Regions from separate parts of the Homo sapiens genome. Here region 1 is linked to region 2. A link is a loop called in an ENCODE intact Hi-C map of the cell type or tissue named here. Cell type or tissue: PC-3. All regions are shown on one strand. Links, peaks and the distances in the headings refer to the core of each region. The heading gives the core; the rest is flanking DNA.

What was found. Peaks named below come from ENCODE experiments on the same cell type or tissue, not always from the same donor. Only the 100,000 strongest peaks of a DNase experiment are listed, where the experiment ranks them.
Region 1: it touches region 2 in a loop (10-fold over the local background); 13 of 110 quality-filtered maps call a loop at or near these places.

What each region holds. Positions count from the first base shown.
Region 1 is chr10:20,854,020-20,865,027 of GRCh38, forward strand. NEBL (nebulette) reads right to left here. Exons shown (of 28, transcript NM_006393.3): 8 at 5,694-5,807; 9 at 4,221-4,325. All of the region lies in intron 2 of LOC102725112 (a long non-coding RNA gene), which reads left to right. Among named protein-coding and RNA genes, the nearest start is that of NEBL, 38 kb to the right of the region's middle. In PC-3, for the core only: CTCF peaks have their summits at 1,611 (motif pointing left) and 4,472 (motif pointing right); no DNase peak of the experiment used is centred there.
Region 2 is chr10:21,072,451-21,083,458 of GRCh38, forward strand. It overlaps a transcript of NEBL not described here. Among named protein-coding and RNA genes, the nearest start is that of NEBL-AS1, 96 kb to the right of the region's middle. In PC-3, for the core only: a CTCF peak has its summit at 6,417 (motif pointing right); a DNase peak (open chromatin) is centred at 6,451.

The sequences.
Region 1 (11,008 bases), core at 1,410-9,409, 220 kb before region 2:
TATGTATCAATAACAATTATAAATTAGAAAATTTTAAAAATAATTATTTCATGATTTCTATCATTGGAGATTGGACACTTTGTTATTTTGCCTTATTTGGAAAAGACCTTTAGTAGTAAATGGTAGCTCTTAAAGACTCAAGGCTACAGAGACTTAAGAAGCTAAAGATAGCTGCTTATTAGACAATGGGGTACCAGTAAAAATGGCAATAGAGTGGAGGGATCCAAAAACAGTATTTGAAAGGGAGCGGGAAAGAGCTGGCCATAAGGAAATTTGCATTTTGATCTTAGGGGATACTCCAGGGATTTCAGAGTGAAAGAGGAAGAAAGCTCAGTGCTAGGAATGGAACAGATGACCAAGTGGCCTGCCACAAGAGAGCTACCCTTTCTAGTGGGACAAAGCAATAGTCCCCAGAGGGAGCCTGGCCTCAGGTGCTTCCACTCAATTAGGGAGCTGCAATATATGTTCCCCCAAACCTAACCAGAATAAAATCAGGGAGGAAAGCACCCCCCAGGAAGGACATGAAAATGTTCATATAGTACTTTTTTTTTTTTTTTTTTTTTTGGACAGGGTCTTGCTCTGTCACCCAGGCTGGAGTGCAGTGGAGGGATCATGGCTCACTGCAGCCTTGACCTCCTGGGCTCAAGCAATCTTCCCATCTTAGCCTCCCAAGTAGCTGGGGCTATAGGTGCATGTCACCATGCCTAGCTAATTTCTTTATTTTTTGTGGAGCTAGGGTCCCACTACGCTGCCCACGCTGGTCTCAAACTCCTGGCCTCAAGCCATCCTCCTGCCTTGGCCTCCCAAAATGCTGGAATTACAGACAGGAGCTACTGCACCTAGCCCACAGAGTACATCGTGATGGAAGGAAACAAGTTATAAATTTTGGCTCCTCTAATGTTTTTTTAAAAAAGCCTTTTTTTGGCTAGGCGCGGTGGCTCACACCTGTAATCCCAGCACTCTGGGAGGCAGAGACAGGCGGATCATGAGGTCAAGAGATCTAGACCATCCCTGGCCAACATGGTCAAACTCTATCTCTACTACAAATACGAAATTAGCTGGGAGTGGTGGGGTGCACCTAGTAGTAGTAGTCCCAGCTACTCAGGAGGCTGAGGCAGGAGAATCGCTTGAACCTGGGAGCGGAGGTTGCAGTGAGCTGAGATCGTGCCACTGCACTCCATCCTGGAGACAGAGCGAGAGTCCGTCTTAAAAAAAAAAAAAAAGTGTTTTTTTTTTAACCAGTTAAAATCTGGAAAGAAAGATAATAATACAGACTTTATAATTTGATTAGAAGTTATCTTGTAATATGTATTTATAAAATAATCATGAATGTAACAAGCTACAACATAGTCCATTACTGAGTTAAAATCCACAACAAATACATATAAATATATGTAAAATAATGAATATATACTGAAAAATTCAGTAAATATTGTTCCCAACACAATTATCGATTTTAGTTACAAAGAATTTCAGAAACTCCTATTTAAGAAAACAAAACAAAACAAAAAAAAAACGAAGGAAAACTTAATTGAATTAAGATCTGCAAAAGAACTTCGAATGCGTGTCTTTCCTTATATAACAGTCTCTGCTACCTCCTAGTGGGAGATACACGGAGTAACACAAAATATATATTTCTTAATTTATGTAAAGTTGTGAAAGAAACTCAACACTACCAGAGGTCCATTTTCCAGGGGAAAATGTTTTCCAAAACTTTAATTAGAATGATTTTACACAGTAATTAAGGCACTCATATCACTCTTTAGAGTTTGGGTTAAAATAAAAGTAACTCTGATGTTGCTAAAGACATCTAGGGGTCTTTAAAACAATAGCTACTGTGACAAATGGATAATTTTGGCAGAATATCTCTTATTGAGCAATCTTATTCAATCTTTTAATTTATAAATCAACACAACTCCAATTTTTTACATTAAAATGTTAAAGTAGGCTATTCTTTGTTTCTTCACAAATGCTAGATAAAGGAGGCCATTCTAATATACAATAAAGTTGAGCAAATGTATACAGCTTTATACAATGTACACAACTTTGTAAGGAGACACTTCAAAAGGAACACATTTTTAAGTCTTTCTCTCCCAGGAAGTAGTCAATCACAATTTGTCTATGGGGAAAAAGAAATCTGTCCTCTAGGCAAAAGCACCACCTAAATGAAGATCTAAACTTTATATATGATACATGAAATAAGTAACGTATGACTTTGCTGTGTTTTCTCTGTTGAAGAGATGATAGAAACAATTTATATTAGACTGCGATTTTTTTCTCTGTTATTATAAAATAAAGGTCAACGTTCTTGAAAAGCAATATTGCATAGGAGTGGCACGCTTTCTTCCAGCCACCAAATGTTGAAATTACCACCATGATATTTTTATTGGCTTATTTACACATGAATCCCCATGTCCCTAGGAAATTGAATTTAAGTATGGCTAGAGAAAGGTCAAGGGCAAATGCCACTGCCATGATGAAAACTGGATGCCAAAGAATGAATGTGAAGAAAGCAGGGGGCTCAGGGAATAGAAATATATCAATTTTAGAAGCATATCTATGAGTCGTGGAGAAAAAAGACAGAAATAGAGACACTCAAGGAATAGAGGAATGTAAAAAGAGGTGTGGGAATGAAGACTGAAGTGCAAGCCAGCATGATGTAAGTGTCCTGGAACTGACTGCCAATTCTGGGCCCTCCAGATATTCCTCTAACCTCCATTCCCTGTTCAATAGCCTGGGAACATTAATGTACTGCTTTTCATCCAAGGACCAATGATTAAAAAAATAAATAAATTTATTTTTATTTTATTTTATTCTATGTATTTATTTATTTTTTAGACAGAGTCTCACTCTTGCCTAGGCTGGAGCACATTGGTGCCATCTCAGCTCACAGCAACCTCCCAAGTTTAAATGATTCTCCTGCCTCAGTCTCCTGAGTAGCTGGGATTATAGATGCCCACCACCACGCCTAGCTAATTTTTGTATTTTTAGTAGAGACGAGGTTTCACCATGTTGGCCAGGCTAGCCTTGAACTTCTGACCTCAGGTGATCCACCCGCCTCCCACAGTGCTGGGATTACAGGCATGAAACACCATGCCCAGCCAGAAAAAAATAAACTTTTAAAAACTCTGTATGAATTATTTGCATGCATAATACCATTAAGGAAGGAAGACAGTGGCAGTGATATTCCAGAAAGGAGGCTTACAAAATAATAAACATACATTTCAAAACACTGAAGCCAAGTATAGATTATTTCTAAAATTGACCTGAAGCTGTATCTCCTTATTTAACTGTCTGGAAACTAAGTTTTGCCTATAGATTTCTAAGTCTAGGCCCATCAACTGAAGACAACTATCTTCATTTTTTCTCATGTCTTCCCCAACATATATTTCTGCATCTAATCTATGCCTGGCCCAAAGCAGATATTCAATAAATTATGATTAATTTTGAGCAAGTGAGTGAGAAAGTGATTATTAAAATAGGTATGGAAATAACTTATGGTCAAATAAGAGCTCATTGCCACCATGAGATGTACAAAATGGAGCCAAATGTGTCTTAGGGCTGTCAGTTACGAGAGCTAGCGAAGTCAGGGTCCTGATGTGCTATGGGTTGAAACAGCATTCAGCGTAGTGAGAGTCCTGCAGGACTGACCACGTGGGCAGTGCACCCAGATATTTTCATCAAGACATGAAGAACTCACCTTTCTCTTCTGGTTGCCTTGACCGAGAACATGGAAACCATGACAAGACTAAAAGCGATGTGTCAATGCAGTATAAATGCTGTTAGGAATTATTTGCAGAGAAAATACAGTTTAGACTAAGACAATTTTTCATGCTACTGAAGGCGTACTAAATACAAGACACTCTGGTCTGGCCTGCATAAAGTAAAATATCCCTGACTTGAGAGCCTGAACTTCAAGTGGCTTTAATCTAACACAGATGAAGTAAGGGAAAGAAGAATGATGGAAAGGCCACTGTGCAGACACTTTGAAGTATAGTTGTATGCAGGAGATACTGGAGAGCAAGCAAGAACCTCCTTTGCAAAGTGACAGCTCTGGTGGGATTTCTGCAAGCAGAGGACTGTTTTTCAATGAGTTAGTTAACGAGGGAGGAGTGAGGCACAGGCCTTCTAAGGAAGCAGGTGAGCACATGAACGCTGCAGACATATTGGCTTCTTGGAGCCACAAGGCAACTACGGTTGCCGCTAGATGAACCACTTACGCCGCTGAGCATTTTGCTGGCTTTCAAAACATGGTCTAAAAACAACAAATTTGGGAGATCTGAAACTGGATCATGCATATTTTGAATGTCTTTCTTGTACTTCACCTATGAAAATAACATGGAACAAAATACCATCGAGGAGAAGAAAATATTATGCTTTTGCATTATTGCATTTTTCATACATCATAAAGTAGGACTATTTAGTGGTAAATGGACAGACGAATTTACAAGGAGCCACTAGATGGTGCTGATTTACTACTGAATGAATTTTAAAAAGTTATTTCTATATGGGCTTGAGAATACTTGGATAATTCCTTTTGTTGTTCACATATTCAGGAAGGGTAATGTCAATAGAATAAAGTAATTTTCACAGTAACTCTGCTTTCAAAAAATAAAGAGAATAGCCACTTTATTCTTTAGAAATTACTACAGTATTTCAACTATGCTTTGTGGAGATCTGAGGATTTTGATGTTTCCCATCCTATCACCACAGGCTTTTTTAAAGCAACTTTTTGAAAATATAATACCAGTAATAATAAACCATTGATAGCAAGCATATCACACACTTACTATGTGCCACTTTTCTAAATTCCTTTATATGTATTAAGTATTGAATCTCCACAATAACCTCTTTATTAAGTAGGTACTTTAAGTAGCCCCATTTTATAGATAAGAAAACTGAGGCATAGAAAGACAAAGACATAGTAATACTTGATAAAACAGGATTTAGATCCAAGCAATCTGACTCCAAACCTTTAGCTTTCAGCACTATGTTCCATGTTCCTTTAAGTATATTTCATCTCTATTTCTAAGAAAGCAACAGATCAATAATACATAATTTTTATACTTGAGAAGGAAATCTAAATATTTTCAACTATAGCAAAGTAATCAATTTTTTGATGTTGCTGTTTTTATACTCTAATTCTAACAAGAATTTAAAACATCATTTCTTGTAAAATGAATTTTGATGATTTTTAAAAACACAGAATGAAAACAAATCACATAAGGAAGTACTTCACAGCATTTTCACAAGGGATAAAAAATAAATTGTGAGGCATTACAGTAAAATTTCTAAAAATTTCTTTATATGATAAATTACCATGTACCAGGCAGTACTTTACAATAAACTCAATTTCATAGCCATAATTACATGAGGTAACTACTGTCCTAACCACTAATTTGTGTTAATACAGACCACTTCTCTGCAAAATTCTATAATCTATTTCCACTCTTGAACAGATATAATAACTTCATTTGCAACACTATTCCTACTTATTAACTAATTAGTAATCAGTAACCATTAAAAATTAATTACAATAATATATTTTTCTCAGAAAAAGCTTTAGAAAAATATGCTTCAGTTCAACTACAAATTACTTGGAAGCTAAGTATCAGTAATTACAACACAGTCGATTCTAAAAAAAACAAGAATCAAAAGATTTTGAAAATAATTTTCTATGAATTACAACTTACATTGCTCGCCAGTGTAGCAGCAAGCTGATTCTGCCTAAAAGAAGCACTTTCAAGAGGATTGTAATGATGTTTCTTATCCTTCATTTCATTATCAAATTTTTCTTTGTATTTAATCTGTCATAAAAGAGAAATAGTACATGTAACTTTACATTTAAAAGTAACACATATGATTTTCACGTAGATAAAATAAAAGCTACCTTAAAAATGAATGTTGCCAAGTGTAAATTCCTGGTATCCATCGCCTTCTATAAAGCTTAATTAGGCACAAAAGTTTTTATCTTTAATAAAAAAAACTCTGCTTCTACATTGATCACAAATGCAATTAGGCATGAACTCAAATCCTATTAATGAGAATTATGCACTAAAATACCAACATTTTTAAATGTCAGTTTTCATTTCTGCATTTCTATAATCTATGATCAGTTAGAAACCTAGACCACAAATGTCTTAAGGTCTAACACATTTAGAAAATAGATTCTAGGCCCCAGAATTTAAATATTTTTCCTAAGGGAATTATTCCAAATAAAGAGCATGACGTGTACCACAGTTTTTCTCATCATTTCCTATACTTCATTTGCTCAAAAATTTAGTTTTAGGAATTACATTTTCTGAAATGTCCTGGGTCAACTTAATGTCAATGTAAAACTTTCTCTGCTTTAATTCCACTAAATTCAGCAGGAAAACCATCTCCAATACTCTCTCTAAATTGTTTGTCTCCTTTTAAAGCACTCTTAAAACAACCAAAAAGGGATTATCAACTTATTTGGTAGGACTATATTTTTCTCCATGTATAGAGAAATATGAGAATGCATGTCATAACTAATTAGAATATAAACACAAGTTCACTACAAAAAGAAAAAAAAAAAAAAAAAAAACCTAGCTATTCACATGTCATACCCCCTTTAACTTACTGTAGCCAGGAAAGGGTGTATTGATTTCACAGGTCAAAGTAAGCTGTTTTGTTCTCTCATAATATTTTTCTGATGTTATAATTATTACCATGTTTGGTTTTCTAACAACATTCTGATAATGCACCTTTATTCATACATCTAAAGGCTCTGCTTTGCAGAAGACTTTATTAAAAAGCAATTTGGGATGACTCTCATCAAATATTTTAGGCATGCATAGGGTGATGGTCTCCTTCAGGGACACATGTTTGGAACCTATTAGAGAGAGCTAGAGAAAATCTTGGTGGGAATACAGCATTTGGTAAATATTTTGAGATGGTTTACAGGGAATATTTTCTGTTCTGGTTCCATTTGATAATAAAAAATTTCTGATATTCTCAATACCTTACAAACTGATTTTAAGTAATCAGCAAGAACTCTTTAAAAAAAGAAAAACTGACTTTTTTTATTATTTTGTGTCTTGAAATCAATAACAAAATTACAAATGAAATAAATTTAGATTTCCTTCAGTACTTTATACAGTAGGTGGCACAAAAGCAATGATTCACTCTGCCTGGTCGTCCCTTAAATATATAGTCTTAGAGTCTCACTCTATCACCCAGGCTGGAGTGCAGTGGCACGATCTCAGCTCACTGCAAGCTCCACCTCCCAGGTTCACGCCATTCTCCTGCCTCAGCCTCCCAAGCAGCTGGGACTACAGGTGCTCGCCACCACGCTCAGCTAATTTTTTGTATTTTTAGCAGAGACAGGGTTTCACCATGTTAGCCAGGATGGTCTCGATCTCCTGACCTTCATCTCCTGACCCACCTTGGCCTCCCAAAGTGCTGGGATTACAGGCGTGAGCCACCGCGCCCAGCCACAGTCTTATTGCCCTCTTCACCCTTCTGCTATACTTTTACCATATTTTCGTCACTGGTTCTGTCTCTCCTAAGTTTGTAGTGCCTAAAGGATATTCACTGAACAAAGATGGTGGACTCTTCAACAGCCTTCCGCTGGAATGACACTTCTGACTCAGCCAGATTCATTAACACTGTATTAGCTAAATGGTAAAAGTAGGTTATATGATCTTTGCACACACAGAGCCCATCATACTGTTTTTGCAAACTCTGAGGTTTCCAGCATAATTACACTAGAGTATTTGAAAATGATACTGATAAATTCCTTTGTTATTAAACCTTGCATATGCTCTCCCAAGTAAATGTTACAGACACCCCTTCCTCAACTTATGATGGGGTTGCATCTCAGTAAACCCACCGTAAGTTAAAAATGTAAGTTAAAAATGCACCATATACCCCTAACCTACCAAACATCACAGCTTCGCCTGGCCTACCTTAAACATGCTCAGAACAACTCCCTTAGCCTATAGCTAGGCAAAATCATCTAATAACAAGCCTGTTTTACACACGTTGAACATCTCATATAATTTGTTGAATACTGTAATGAAAGTGAAAGGCAGAATCATTATATGGGTACTTGAAGTATGGTTTCTACTAAATGTGTATCACTTCCACGCCATGGTAAGGTTAAACAGTCTTAAACTGAACCACTAGAAGTCAGGGACCATCTATGCATTTCTAAGAAACAATAATCAATCTGTTATTCATATATTTATATTAAATGTAATAATAAGCATTGTATTGTGAAATTTATCTTGTTTGAACGTTCAGTACAGTGAGTGATTTGATTCAAGATGCCTAAGGAACAAAAACACAAGTTTCCCTCATTAATGAACCACAATAGTAACATAACTACATTATATAAAAAAATGCACGGACCAGACACTGACACCCAATTGTTTCTAACCTCGCTCTTTCTGTAAGGAATGCAGGTAAAATGAACTAAGATCACCAAATGGTTGCAGTGAGTCACATCACTCACCTTCGGACTTGTTCACTCGCCAACTACACAGACACACTCAACATTCTATTGTATTTTCAATCTAGAGTTCATACATCTGTGTGTCTACCTCCTCATGCAGGTTTGCATCTTCTGAGAGATCCAGGAAATGCTTTTCCTTGACTATAACTTGTTATCCAACCATGGAACAAGGCATAACCCTTTCAGTTTTAAGATCATTTGAGAAAGGGAGGAACAGGTATTGGAGTGACTTTGCCATGGTTTTAAGACACAATGTTACTCCTTATACCTACATAATTATTCTGGAAACAAATGAAGTTACTCCATATGACTGGCTTTATTTACATTATGACTAGTGTGCCTAGTGGTCCCAATATTTATCACCTTTTTTTATTAATTTTTTTTATTTTTAATCTCTGTGGGTACACAGTAGGTGTATGTATTATATTTATGGGGTACATTATATGTTTTGATACAGGCATGCAGTGCATAATAATCACATCAGGGAAATAACACCTTTTGAAAAAATACTGTATAGGTATATAGGATCAAACTCCTAGATGTTTTTTAAAGAATTATAAGAGACAGCAGGATTTTCAGAGGCTCACACTTGGAGAAAACACGGATACTGTTAAGCTACAGTGACGGCATTGTAGCTCCCCATAACTGCACAACTTCTCATATAAAGAAATGAGAAGTTACATCTGCATATCCTCATATGAGGATCCAGATCCTCATAACTGCACCTGGGTATGTGTGAAGTCTAACACGCAAACCCAAAACTTTACACTGACATCATCTGTGACTCAGAATCGCAAAAAGCCAGCAAAGGCACAAAAAAGCAGACCCTGAATGAAGGTGTTTCACCATAGCCACATAAACACATTTTAGCAAAGAAATAGCTTGATAAGTGTACCTTAATTATCATTGAAAATGAAAAGTAAGCAAATAACACAATACTACGTATCTATAGATATCAATCCCCAGCAATCTTGGATGAAATCAAACTAAAAGCTGTCAAGGAAGACAGGACAGATTTTTACATAGAACTCATCATAAAATCAATAATATCTTTAAGTCTTAATTTTACACAACACAATATCTCTGCTCTTATTTTCCTTGCAAAATAACGTCTTACTGACTTTGCACCAAATGTTAATGATCCAGAGAATATTGGTTTAACCAGGCTCCATACACCTATTGGCAGCCTAATCTGTTTTCCCATAATAGTGGATCAAAGGCATATGAGCCCTGTCTCCATGGAGCCTGCCTTGTGGGAAGTGAAATGGATTTCGAAAACACACACATACACGTATATATTATGCAACTACTACAAATCGTATTAAGAACTGTAAAGAAGAGGAGAGAATAAAGGGGAGGAGAGCAATATTTAAATTGGCGAGTCAGGAACATGATATTTGAGCTGATACTTGGGTGTGATGAGGTTGGAGGAGGGAGTGCTTGCCAGGATGGGAGAATGGTAAATTCCCCAAACCAATTAATACCCCTTGCAATTTAAGGCCACTGCTTACTACTAAATTTTCATGGCAATTTATAATGTGATTTTTAGGTTTAAAACCCATTCTTATCAATGTATTAATGCAATTTTAAAACAATGCTAATTATTATAAATACATAGCTTTTCCTTGAGGTTATAAAACTGAACAAGGAATCTATTCATCATATAGACAAATTCCAAGTAACAAGATGATCTATGGATATATTAATTAATAAACTACTCTTAGAATTTTTAAAGTCAATGACTTCAACAGTTACTGTACTTAAATCTGAGATACATATGCACCAATCCCTTCATCTTCGCATAGGAGATTTTTGTTTTAGTTTTTTAATGACTTTTTAAAATAACCTGGCCATAATTGTATGTATATTGCAAATTTTAAAAAGGGAAAGTTTACAACTACGGGAGCAAAGCTATTGTAGAAGTTAATATAAGAAGGGTTTGGTATGTGTTCCCACTACCTTTCCTGGGTAAAATCCCACAGAGTTCAATTTACAGATAAAAGGTGAGAATCCTGCCCATTCACTCTCTGTTCCCATCCTTTCATCAGACAGGTCTTATCTCCACATACTTTGACCATTGCCTTGTCATTGCCTTCTCTGTTACAATGCTTCTGGTGCTGTGGTGCTCTTTTTCTCCCTGCATTCTATCCATTCTCATCTCCCTGTTATTAAATCCCTAAATCATTTGCCTTCTATGTATTTATGTGCCTTTATCATTAGTTTAGGAGCAAACTAAAAACTTTAATGCTGTCAGTGAAAATAAGAAACTAAACTTGCTGCCCAAATTTCTGTTATAATTGATATACCTGAAAATACAAATGGAATACACTGAGTTCATCCCAGAATTCCTATTATTTATTTTCCCAGCTTTCCCCTTTTCTTGTGAGTTTTATACAGCTTATAAAATCTTATATGACATGAAAAAATGAATACGATAGCTATAATGTAAGTTAAAAATTAAAATCTGCTTAAGAATCTGATCACTCAGTTGCTAAATAATTTGAGATTGAAGGAAAAAAATCTGCTTTC
Region 2 (11,008 bases), core at 1,645-9,644:
ATGAGAGGTGCCACTTTTATCAGGAGCCACCAACAAAATCTTCTGGAACAAGTGGTAGGGCAACTAACAGGCATAGTGTATAGAGGTCATACAGGCCACGGGGCTGTCGGCTGCCACACAGGAAAAACAAAGGACAGAGTGCGGAGCACAGGAAGGGTATGCCCAGGGGGATCCAGGCCAGTCCCCACCAGCAGCTCAGGGCTCAGTTGTTGGTCATCTCTATTCAAGTGACAGACTCAGTGAGTCAAGAGAGAAGCCAGCCAGGTGCAGTGGCTCATGGCTGTAATCCCAGTACTTTGGGAGGCTGAGGCCGGTGGATAACTTGAGGTTAGGAGTTCGAGACCAGCATGGCCAACATGATAAAACTCCGTCTCTACTAAAAATACAAAAGTTAGCCAGGCGTGGTGGCAGGCACCTGCAATCCTAGCTACTTGGGAGGCTGAGGCATGAGAATTGCTTAAACCCAGGAGGTGGAGGTTGCAGTGAGTCGAGATCATGCCACTGTACAACAGCCTGGGCAATAGACTATGACTCTGTCTCAGAAAAAGAAAAAGGGAGAGAGAGAGAAGCAGCCACAGCACAGGGCTCCACCAGTGCCAACTCTGTGCTGGGACAGAGGATGGGACAGGTTGCATGGCCTACAAAGAGGGACCAGTGTTTGAGAAGGCCTGCTAGGACCACTCAAGAAGTGTGTACTCCCCAACCCTGGAAAAATGTCTTCATTCATCAGGGCGCAGTAGTTCACATCTGTAATCCCAGCACTTTAGGAGGCTGAAGCAGGGGGATCGGTTGAGCCCAGGAGTTTGAGGCTACAGTGAGCCATGATTGCACCACTGCACTCCAGCCTGGGCAACAGAGTGAGACCCTGTCTCAAAAAAAAAAAAAGCCAGACACGGTGGCTCATGCCTGTAATCCCAGCACTTTGGGAGGCCAAGGCAGGTGGATCACTTGAGGTCAGGAGTTCAAGACCAACCTGGCCAACGTGGTGAAACCCCATCTCTACTAAAAACACAAAAATTAGGCAGGCTTGGTGGCACGCACTTGTAATCCGAGCTACTCAGGAGGCCAAGACAGGATAATCACTTGAACCTGGGAGGTGGAGGTTGCAGTGAGCCTAGAATGCACCAGTACACTCTAGCCTGGGTGACAGAGCAAGACTCTGTCGTCAAAAAAAAAAAAAAAAAAAAGTCTTTATTTCAATCATATTACTGCTTTCTTTTCCCCACTGCTCCCTACTCCCAAAGAAAAACAAATCTCATACCTAATGTATTTCTAGGCAACCTGTTAACATACATGGCTAAAAGGAAGAGAGAGGAGATGAATGCTATGAAATGCCTACTATAGCCAGGGGCGGTGGCTCACGCCTGTAATCCCAGCACTTTGGGAGGCCAAGATGGGCAGATCACGAGGTCAGGAGATCAAGACCATCCTGGCTAACACGGTGAAACCCCGTCTCTACTAAAAATACAAAAAAATTAGCCGGACGTGGTGGCGGGTGCCTGTAGTCCCAGCTACTCAGGAGGCTGAGGCAGGAGGATGGCGTGAATCCGGGAGGTGGAGGTTGCAGTGAGCCGAGATCATGCCACTGCACTCCAGCCTGGGCGACAGAGTGAGACTCCGTCTCAAAAAAAAAAGAAATACCTACTATAGTTATCATTTTGCTTTTATGCCAAGCCACATTATTCCCTTCTTTCAAAATTCTGTTTCAAATCCTCACCCTTTCAGGACCTCTCCCCACCCTAGGCCTAAGTACCATGTCGGTCCATGTGCCTCAGCATGAACTTCTATCATTTTAACTGTATCTGCTTGTGCCTACCCATATGTTTACTCTACACATCTTTAAGTCTCTTTAGATCTAGGCTTCAGGAGGCTGAAAGTTCATCACAGGCAGAAATCCTGCCATTGGCTTCTATGGGATTCCTAGAAACTAATATCATCCACTTCACAGAGGATGCTGTCAAATGAGAGATGATTATATTGTACATCTCTTGTAAAATGCTGCTCCTCATTGAACTTCTTTCTGAATTTTTTTCTTTTTTTTTTTTTTGAGTCAGAGTCTCGCTCTGTTGCCCAGGCTGGAGTGCAGTGGTGATCTTGGCTCACTGCAACCTCTTCCTCCTGGGTTCAAGCGATTCTCCTGCCTCAGCCTCCCTAGTAGCTGGGACTGCAGGTGCACACCACCAAGCTCGGCTAATTTTTTTGTACTTTCAGTAGAGACGGGGTTTCACTGTGTTAGCCAGGATGATCTTGATCTCCTGACCTCATGATCCGCCTGCCTCGGCCTCCCAAAGTGCTGGGATTATAGGCGTGAGCCACTGCACCTGGCCATATAGATATATATATTTTTGTTGTTGTTGTTGTTGTTGTTGTTGAGACAGGGTCTCACTCTGTTGCCCAGGCTGGAGTACAGTGGCGAGATCTCACCTCACTGCAGCTTTGAACTCCTGAGCTCAAGCCATCCTCCCACATCAGCCACCCGAGTAGCTGGAACTACAGGCATGTACCACCATGCCCAGCTAATTTTTTGTATTTTTAGTAGAGGTGGGGGTTTCACCATGTTGCCCAAGCTGGTCTCAAACTCCTGAGCTCAAGCGATCCACTTGCCTTGGCCTCCCAAAGTGCTAAGATTGCAGGTGTGAGCCACGACACCCAGCCCAGAATTATTTTTTTAAAAAGAAGAACAATAACCAGAAAGAAGAAAGTAGATGAAAGAAATATTTCTCTTCTGAAACAAGAATGGCAAACCCACGGTGGAAACACAATGGTAATATTTTGTGCTACAAACCCAAGAACGGCCCAGCAAGCCAACATTTAAAACGCTGAGGGCAAATCCTCCCAAAAGCCCAGTAGTTTCTTTGCTTCTTTAAAATGGCTGGAGACGGACTGAGAGGGTCACTTGCTGATAATGGGAGAAGCTGTAAATGAAGAGCTTATTTTTCCTCTTCAGTATCCTGAAACAACACGACCTAAGAGGGGCTCCACCACTATTTGATTACCTGGCTCTCTGGCAGTGACCTTGGCTGTGATGCTACACCTGATAGCAATGATTTCACATCACCAACCTGCCACAGTGAGGTGACAGGGGTTGCTTTGTCCTTGCTGAGCCAAATCCTTCCAGAAGCACGATGCAGTTGCCCAAAAGTGAGAGGTTGGCCACCGGTCTGCAGCGTGGATGATCTGTCTAGAGGGAGGCCCTCATTTTCCTCAACTCTTAGCTTCAACAATTGCAGTCATATCACAGGATGCTTGATTTTCTCAAGCTAGGGCATCAACCATTTAAATCGTCAGTCCACTTGAATTTAACTACTCTCAGAAAATACTTGCAAATCACATATCTAATAAGGGATTGGTATCCAGAATATAAAAAACTACAACTCAACAACAAAATAACGAACAACCCCATTTAAAAAAGGGCAGAGGATTTGAACAGATATTTCTTCAAAGAAAATAGACAAATGACCAAGAAGCACGTATGAAAGATGTTCTACATCAAGAATCATTAGGGAAATGCAAATCAAAACCACAATGAGATACGACTGCACACACATTACGATGGTCATGATTTTAAAACAGGAGGAAAATAACAGGGTCTTGGTGAGGATGTGGAGAAATTGGAACTTTTATGCATTATCAGCGGTAATGTAAAATGGTACAGCTATTACAAAAAAAACTGTATAGCAATTCCTCAAAAAATTAAACATAGAATTACCAACCAGGCACGGTGGCTTACACCTGTAATCCCAGCACTTTAGGAGGCCGAGGAGGGTGGATCACCTGAGATTAGGGGTTCAAGACTGGCTTGGCCAACATGGCAAAACCCCATCTCTACTAAAAATACAAAAAAATTAGCCAGGCATGGTGGTGCACACCTGTAATCCCAGCTACTCAGAAGGCTGAGGCAGGAGAATCGCTTGAACCTGAGAGGCAGAGGTTGCAGTGAGCCGAGATCGTGCCACTGCACTCCAGTCTGGGCAACAGAGAGAGACTCAGTTTCAAAAAAAAAAAAAAAAAAAAAAAAAAAAAAGAATTACCACACAACCCAACAATTCTACTTGTGGGCATATAACCAAAAAAAAACTAAAGTGGGAACTCAAGCAAATATTTATACATCCATGGTCATAGCAGCGTTGACCACAACAGATAAAAGGCAGAAGCAACCCACGTGTCCATCAATGAATGAATCAGAAAACAGAATGTGATATACACATATGATCAGCTACTATTCAACCTTAAAAAGGAAAGAAATTCTGATGCATACTACAACATGGATGAAACTTGAGGACATTATAATTGAAATCAGCCAGTCACAAAAGGACAAATACTTATATGAGCCCACTTATATTTGGCCCTAGAGTAGTCAAATTCATAGAGACAGAAACTAGGCAAAGGACTTGAATGGATATTTCTCCAAAGAAGATAGACAAATGGCCAGAGACAGAAAGTAAGATGACGGAGGGGGAAATGGGGGGTTAGTGTTTCATGGATGTGGAGTTTCAGTTGGGGAAGACGAAAAAGTTCTAGAAACATACATTTGCACAAAAATGTGAATATACATACTGCCACTGAACTGTCCACTTAAAAATTGTTAAAATGGTAACCTTTATGTTACGTATATCTTACCACAATTTAAAAATATGTTTAAAAATAGCCACCCAAGTCCAGAAATGACCTACAATATAATATTATACTCAAAATTAAGGTAAGTTATTGGGGTCTATCTTGGTTTTTATTCTGAACAGTACTTAAAACTCATGCTTAATCTACTTTTCTTCAAAAAAAATAAAAAATCAAAGGAATTGGGGGAAGAAAAGCTTTGTTCCTCACTCCCTTATATTTATTATGGAGCAAGGTACATTTTAAATTGCTTTTGCTGGCCGGGCGCAGTGGCTCACGCCTGTAATCCCAGCACTTTGGAAGGCTGAAGCGGGTGGGTCACAAGGTCAGGAGATAGAGACCATCCTGGCTAACAACATGGTGAAACCCCATCTCTACTAAAAGTACAAAAAATTAGCCAGGCATGGTGGCAGGTGCCTGTAGTCCCAGCTACTCGGGAGGCTGAGGCAGGAGAATGGCGTGAACCTGGGAGGTGGAGCTTGCAGTGAGCCGAGATGGCACCACTGCACTCCAGCCTGGGCGACAGAGCAAGACTTCATCTCAAAAAAAATAAAAATAAAAATAAATAAATAAATAAATAAATTGCTTTTGTTATTTGTCATTTTTGTAGTTAGAATTCAGCTGATGGTCTGTTGGTTCCTGATATCTTTTTCCCTTCTTCATTTTCTGTCCTCCCTTCCATCTCATTCATAAATCCCCTAGCACTTGCCCCTACCTCCCACACACCTAGGAAGTGGGAGGAAATCTCTCTACCCTGGGGTCAACATTGTCAGGCACAGCAGAACTGATAGACCTTTCAACAGCCCGAGCTATGGGCTTCCCACACTATTCATGACCACGAGAAAGTACTTTAGCTCTTAGAAAAGCAACACTACAAGAGCCACCATATCAAGTCCGATGGATACTGCAGAGCTGGCTGTCACAGGGACACTGAGACACCTTCCAGAGCACGGATTGACTCTCAATACCAGATTATTCTGAAAGCTGGGTTGTGTGCAGAATGGACGGGAGGAGGAGATTGGAAGATGGAAATGCATTCTATGGGGGATCGAAAATAAAAATAATGGGGAAAGCAACAATCAAAGCTGGAAGCTTACCTCAAATTAGTCCTAAAATGAACACAGCAGCATGAGTACAAAATAGACTCTTTCTAATGACAAACAAATGGACCAGAATGAAATGGATTTTTCTGTATCCTAAAAATCTTGGTATTTTGTGTTATTTACAAGGTGTTTAACAGCCAGTAGAATGTATTCTTTTTAAAGTAATAAGCCTTTCAAATTATTACAACGAACACTTTTATGATCAGAAAAAGAAATACTCTAAATAAAAAACAAAAAGGTTACAGACTGTAATAATATAAATGGTTTCCTCTCCTAAATAGAGTCGTGTATGTTGTCTATGCTGTTTGCCATCGTGTACAGTATTTGTCATCCTGAGTTTCACTCCTGGTTAATACACTTTGGAAATCTTCTTGAATCCCAACACACACAGCCCCCATCCCTCAGTTTTTATAAATGACCTGTATACACGTATGCAGAGGTATCTACTCCTATGACCTGCTCATTTGAGTGGGACTTTAAAGGTTTTGATTGTTTAATAAAGAAAAATCATGTATCCAAGCTCTACAACATGCCAGAAGAAGGTATGTCTACAAGATCATTCTCTCTATATCCACCCTAGGAAAATATACTTGATCTTATTTTTAGAAAGAAAAAGAGTAAGAGACAGAGATATTTGGGCAAAGCACTAGAAGTTGCAGTCTTAGTGTTTCAACTTGCTTATTAGCTGGCTGCCACTTGGTGGCACTGTTGATTCCAGTTTGCTCCCAGATCCAGGGGATGAGTGTATCCACTGATCCAACCTTAATAAGCACGTGCGGCTCCTGCCCCATGAAGAACTTCATTAAGCCCTGACAGCCTTTATAGAAACATCAGAATGTCTGTATTTCTACCACCTCCAGATCTAAATGACAAATGGCACAGCAAATGCCCTCCTCTTAGGACTTTCCCTAGCTTTTCCTCCAAAGGAGATATCCAACCTTTCCTTCCAGGTGTCTGTCTCAGCCTCTCTCTCTCGGAAACCTTCTCTATTAACTATAGCCAGAGCCTCCCATGGGACATGGCAAATCTGGGAAAGTGTCCTGGGTGCATCCTGGTGGAGGGGATAACAGGGCAAGACCAGAAAAAGAAAGAAAATGAGGAGGTGAAGAGGCAGTAGTACCACCATCTTGAGATTTTAAAAAAATACAAGATAAAATGCAGGGAGCACAAATCTTTGGTAGGCTCTCATTTCTGTGATTTATTTGGCAGGTGCTTTCATCTAAACCTCCCAGCACACCTGTGTGAGGACCTTGTTTTGGAAGTGAGAAAACTCAGGCTCACAGGGCTTAAGTAACTTGCTCAAGAGTGGGCACACAGAATTTGTGGATCCAGGACTGGAGCTTCAACCTTTTCTCCAAGTTGGCAACACCACACAGCCTTCAGAGGGCTTTATAAAAATAGGGCTCCCAGTATAAACATAGGGAGGCTCAACAACTTCTCACCCAAATAGAAGGACAAAAGTGGGCAGCTTCCCTCTCAATAAGATCTATGGTTCTCATCTTCACCTATCTGCCCCGTAAACACACAGATTGAGCTGCATATTCCTTTATTTATTTTTCCTCCTTTGAGATGGCCAAGGCTGTTAATTTTCAAAAGATCGCAGTTATAGAAACATTTGGAGGAAGGACGTGCACAGACATATAAGATCATTATTTGTTCTTTGTACTCTGCCCCACCACCCAAGGTAGCTCCACCTCTGTCCTACATTGAACTCTCCTTTTTCATATAATAAAAGAAAATCACTAGAAGCCTTGAACAATGACCAATATAGAATCCTCAGAGAGGGGCGGAGTATAGATACTGTATATCAATAAGTCTTACGCTATTGCTTTGAACAGCATGTATTATGATCCTTTCCTGGTAAGAAGAGAATTCTATGATGTCTCAGCTAACTCAGAACATAAATCTTCACAGGTGAACTGTAAAGCATAGAGAGACGGTTCTGGTGGCTGTGATTTTGTAATAAGCACATAATTTATAATGCATATAAAATATGGCTGACCATAAAGTAATGAAAGCGATTTCTTAACAGCACAACACATAGATACAACAAAAGCATGTCATCACTTTCTAAATAGATACTTTGGATATGATATCCATATTCTGTGATCTTGAGACTGCTCAAAACTCTGTGAAAATTCCTCTTTTGATATTGCATTCCGTGCATGAGACATATATTTTTGACTCTTCTCAATTGTGGTAAATATTCATACTTTGAGGGCGAATTTCATTTTTGGGAACAGCTGAGTCATTTGGGACTAACTCTGGCATATAAGCTGGAGAAAATTGAATCAAAGACAAGATTCATTCATTGAATAATTCAACAACTATTCTGTTGGATGCTGTACAATATGAAGTTAGCCTTGGATCTTAGGGTCTCACAGACTAGAGGGGAAGATAAGCATATACATAAATCATTGTAATAAAAATAATTTTCCCACAGAGATTTATGCAGCTCTGGTTGCTTTTAACTAGGACTACAATGGAAAAGAAGCAAGGCTGGGTTTCTGGATTGGGCTTGGAAAGTGGTTCTAAAAACAGATCTAGAAGGAGGTGTCCAACCTGTTTGAGTAAATGCAACTTTGATGGAATGATTATATACCCTCCCAACAGTGCTAATTCTGGCTTATTCAGATATTGATATTCTGGTAGGTGTCATTTTTAAAATGTGATCTGGTTTTTTTGTTTGTTTGTTTTTTGTTTTTTGAGATGGAGTATCACTCTCGCCCAGGCTGGAGTGTGATGGCACAATCTCAGCTCACTGTTAACCTCTGCCTCCTGGGTTCAAGCCATTCTCCTGCCTCAGCCTCCCAAGTAGCTGGGTCTACAGGCATGCACCACCACGCCTAGCTAATTTTTGTATTTTTAGTACAAACAGTATTTCACCATGTTGGCCAGGCTGGTCTCGAACTCCTGACCTCAAGTGATCCACCCACCTCGACCTCCCAAAGTGCTGGGAATACAGGCATGAGCCACCACACCTGGCTGATCTGGTATTATTTAATAGTCACATTCCAACCCCAACAAACTGCAATCATGACTTGATAATCAAATGATGCAAAAATTTTCCACTGTGTTTTTCTAAGCTGGCCTAAAATCAATGGGGCCACCATTTGAGTTGTGGGGAGCTCCAGCAGCTGGCACAGGATGACAAAGGCTTTCATGGGAAGCAGGGGAAAGGCAGTCAGCCATGGGGATGTGAGGCTTGTTATGCACAGGAGGGTTGATCAAATAAGTAAACACATAGAAAAAACCAGGAGCCAGGTTTCTCATCATGGCTCCTAGTGGGAAAACTGAAGGTGGAGATATTGGTGGGAACTCATTTTTAATAGTACCTATAATAGATAAAGAAATTGATATTTAACACACACATATAAACACATACATTTCCTAGCTGTGTCCACTGAGAAGGTCCAGGAGCAATGACACTCCAATAGCAACAAGCATACTTAATGTCCCTAGACGGTTGGTTTCCAAAGACTGTTCTTCACTAAAAGGAATCAAGCATCCTCGGAGAAGTGATTGATTCCAGGGATGGGGGAGGAAAAATATAAGATAAGTCTGGAACATCTCTACTGTGCCAGAAAGTAAGGATGTACCCAAAGAATGATGGAATTGTGTCATAAGGACCTGGAAACTTGCTCATAAGGGCTCCCATGGGCCAGGTGTGGAACAACTTAAGGATAGAAATAAATCATGATAGTGATGGATTATAACCCATTGAATAAAATATGAAATTGAAGTCTATACCAATAAAAATAAAAATACATGAGCAAATTAAAAGTTTGATGAGGTCCAGGATACATCATGTCAATTACCTTCATCAAATGATGAAAGTGAACATCACCAGGTTTGGTGCCACCTGATAGGATACCATGAAAAGAACATAGCACCCCTTTCATGAAATCCCTGCCAACCATGCCTAACCTGAATATAACCATGAAGAAACATCACCCAAACCGAAACTGAGGAACTTAACTGGGCTTCAAAAGAGTCGTGAAAGTCACCAAGCAACGAAGGAACTCTTGCAGGTTAGTGGAAACTGAAGGAACATGATGATTGAGTACAAGGCATCATTCTAGATTGGATCCTTTTGCAATAAAGAATATTTATTTGGGCAAGTGGCAAAACTTTAATGGGGTCTGAGGATTAGATCACAGTGATAAATAAATATTAGTGTTCTGATTTGGATGGTTAGAATGTGGTTATGTAAGAGAATGCCTTGTTTGTGAGAAATACACACTAAAATATTTGGCAATGAGGAAACATCATTCTGGCAACTTACTTTCAAGTGATTTCAGGAATAAAAATGTTCTTTGTAGTGTACTGAAAATTTTTTGTAAGTTTGAAGTGTTCCCCACCACCACTAAAAAAAAAAAAAAAAAAAAAAAAAAAAAATTAAGACTGTGTAGAGAGAGTGGAATAAATGGTCCAACTCAGCAATGGGCTATTTCCTCACCTAATTCCGATGCCCATTTTGATCCTATACCAGTGAACTATCACAAGGATGGAAAAAGTACTGTACTTATCACAAAGGACTTGAAAATACATTTATTTAAGAAGGGAAAATTATGGGATATGCAGGAGGGATGCATTTTTTTTTTTTTTTTTTTGAGACAGAGTCTCACTCTGTCACCAAGGCTAGAATGCAGTGGCATATTCTCGGCTCACTGCAACCTCCAGCTCTCAGGTTCAAGCAATTCTCTTGCCTCAGCCTCCCAAATAGCTGGGATTACAGGCGCCTGCCACCACACCTGGCTAATTTTTGAATTTTTTTAGAGACGGGGTTTCACCCTGTTGGCCAGGCTGGTCTCGAACTCCTGACCTCAGTTGATCCACCCAACTCAGCCTTCCAAAGTGCTGGGATTACAGGCGTAAGCCAGCGCACTTGACCTGAATGCACCCTTTCTTTGGTGACTGTTTCATTAAGCAGGAGCGCAGTGCTGAGGAGAAACATTTACACTTACCAGATGCCATCAGAGCCCCTTTGGTATAAAAGCCTTAAAGATTCTTTAGAGAATAGAAACACAAATAAGTTAGGAAGGCCTATCAGGGAAAATGCTGGACAGCATAGCATGACCCCAGGGTAAGCAATAGTCGATTTAAATTGATTTCACAAATGGACTTTCAAAATGAAACTGTGTAGTTGTTGTATTTGACTATCCAGGAAGTTTTTGTCCCTTCTTCTGGGCACTCATCATGTCCCTCCACCCCAGTAGCAGCACCCCACCTCCTTGTAGCAATGATCTGTTCAAGGGGTACACTGAGAACCAAAAGAGCCCGTCTGAGTT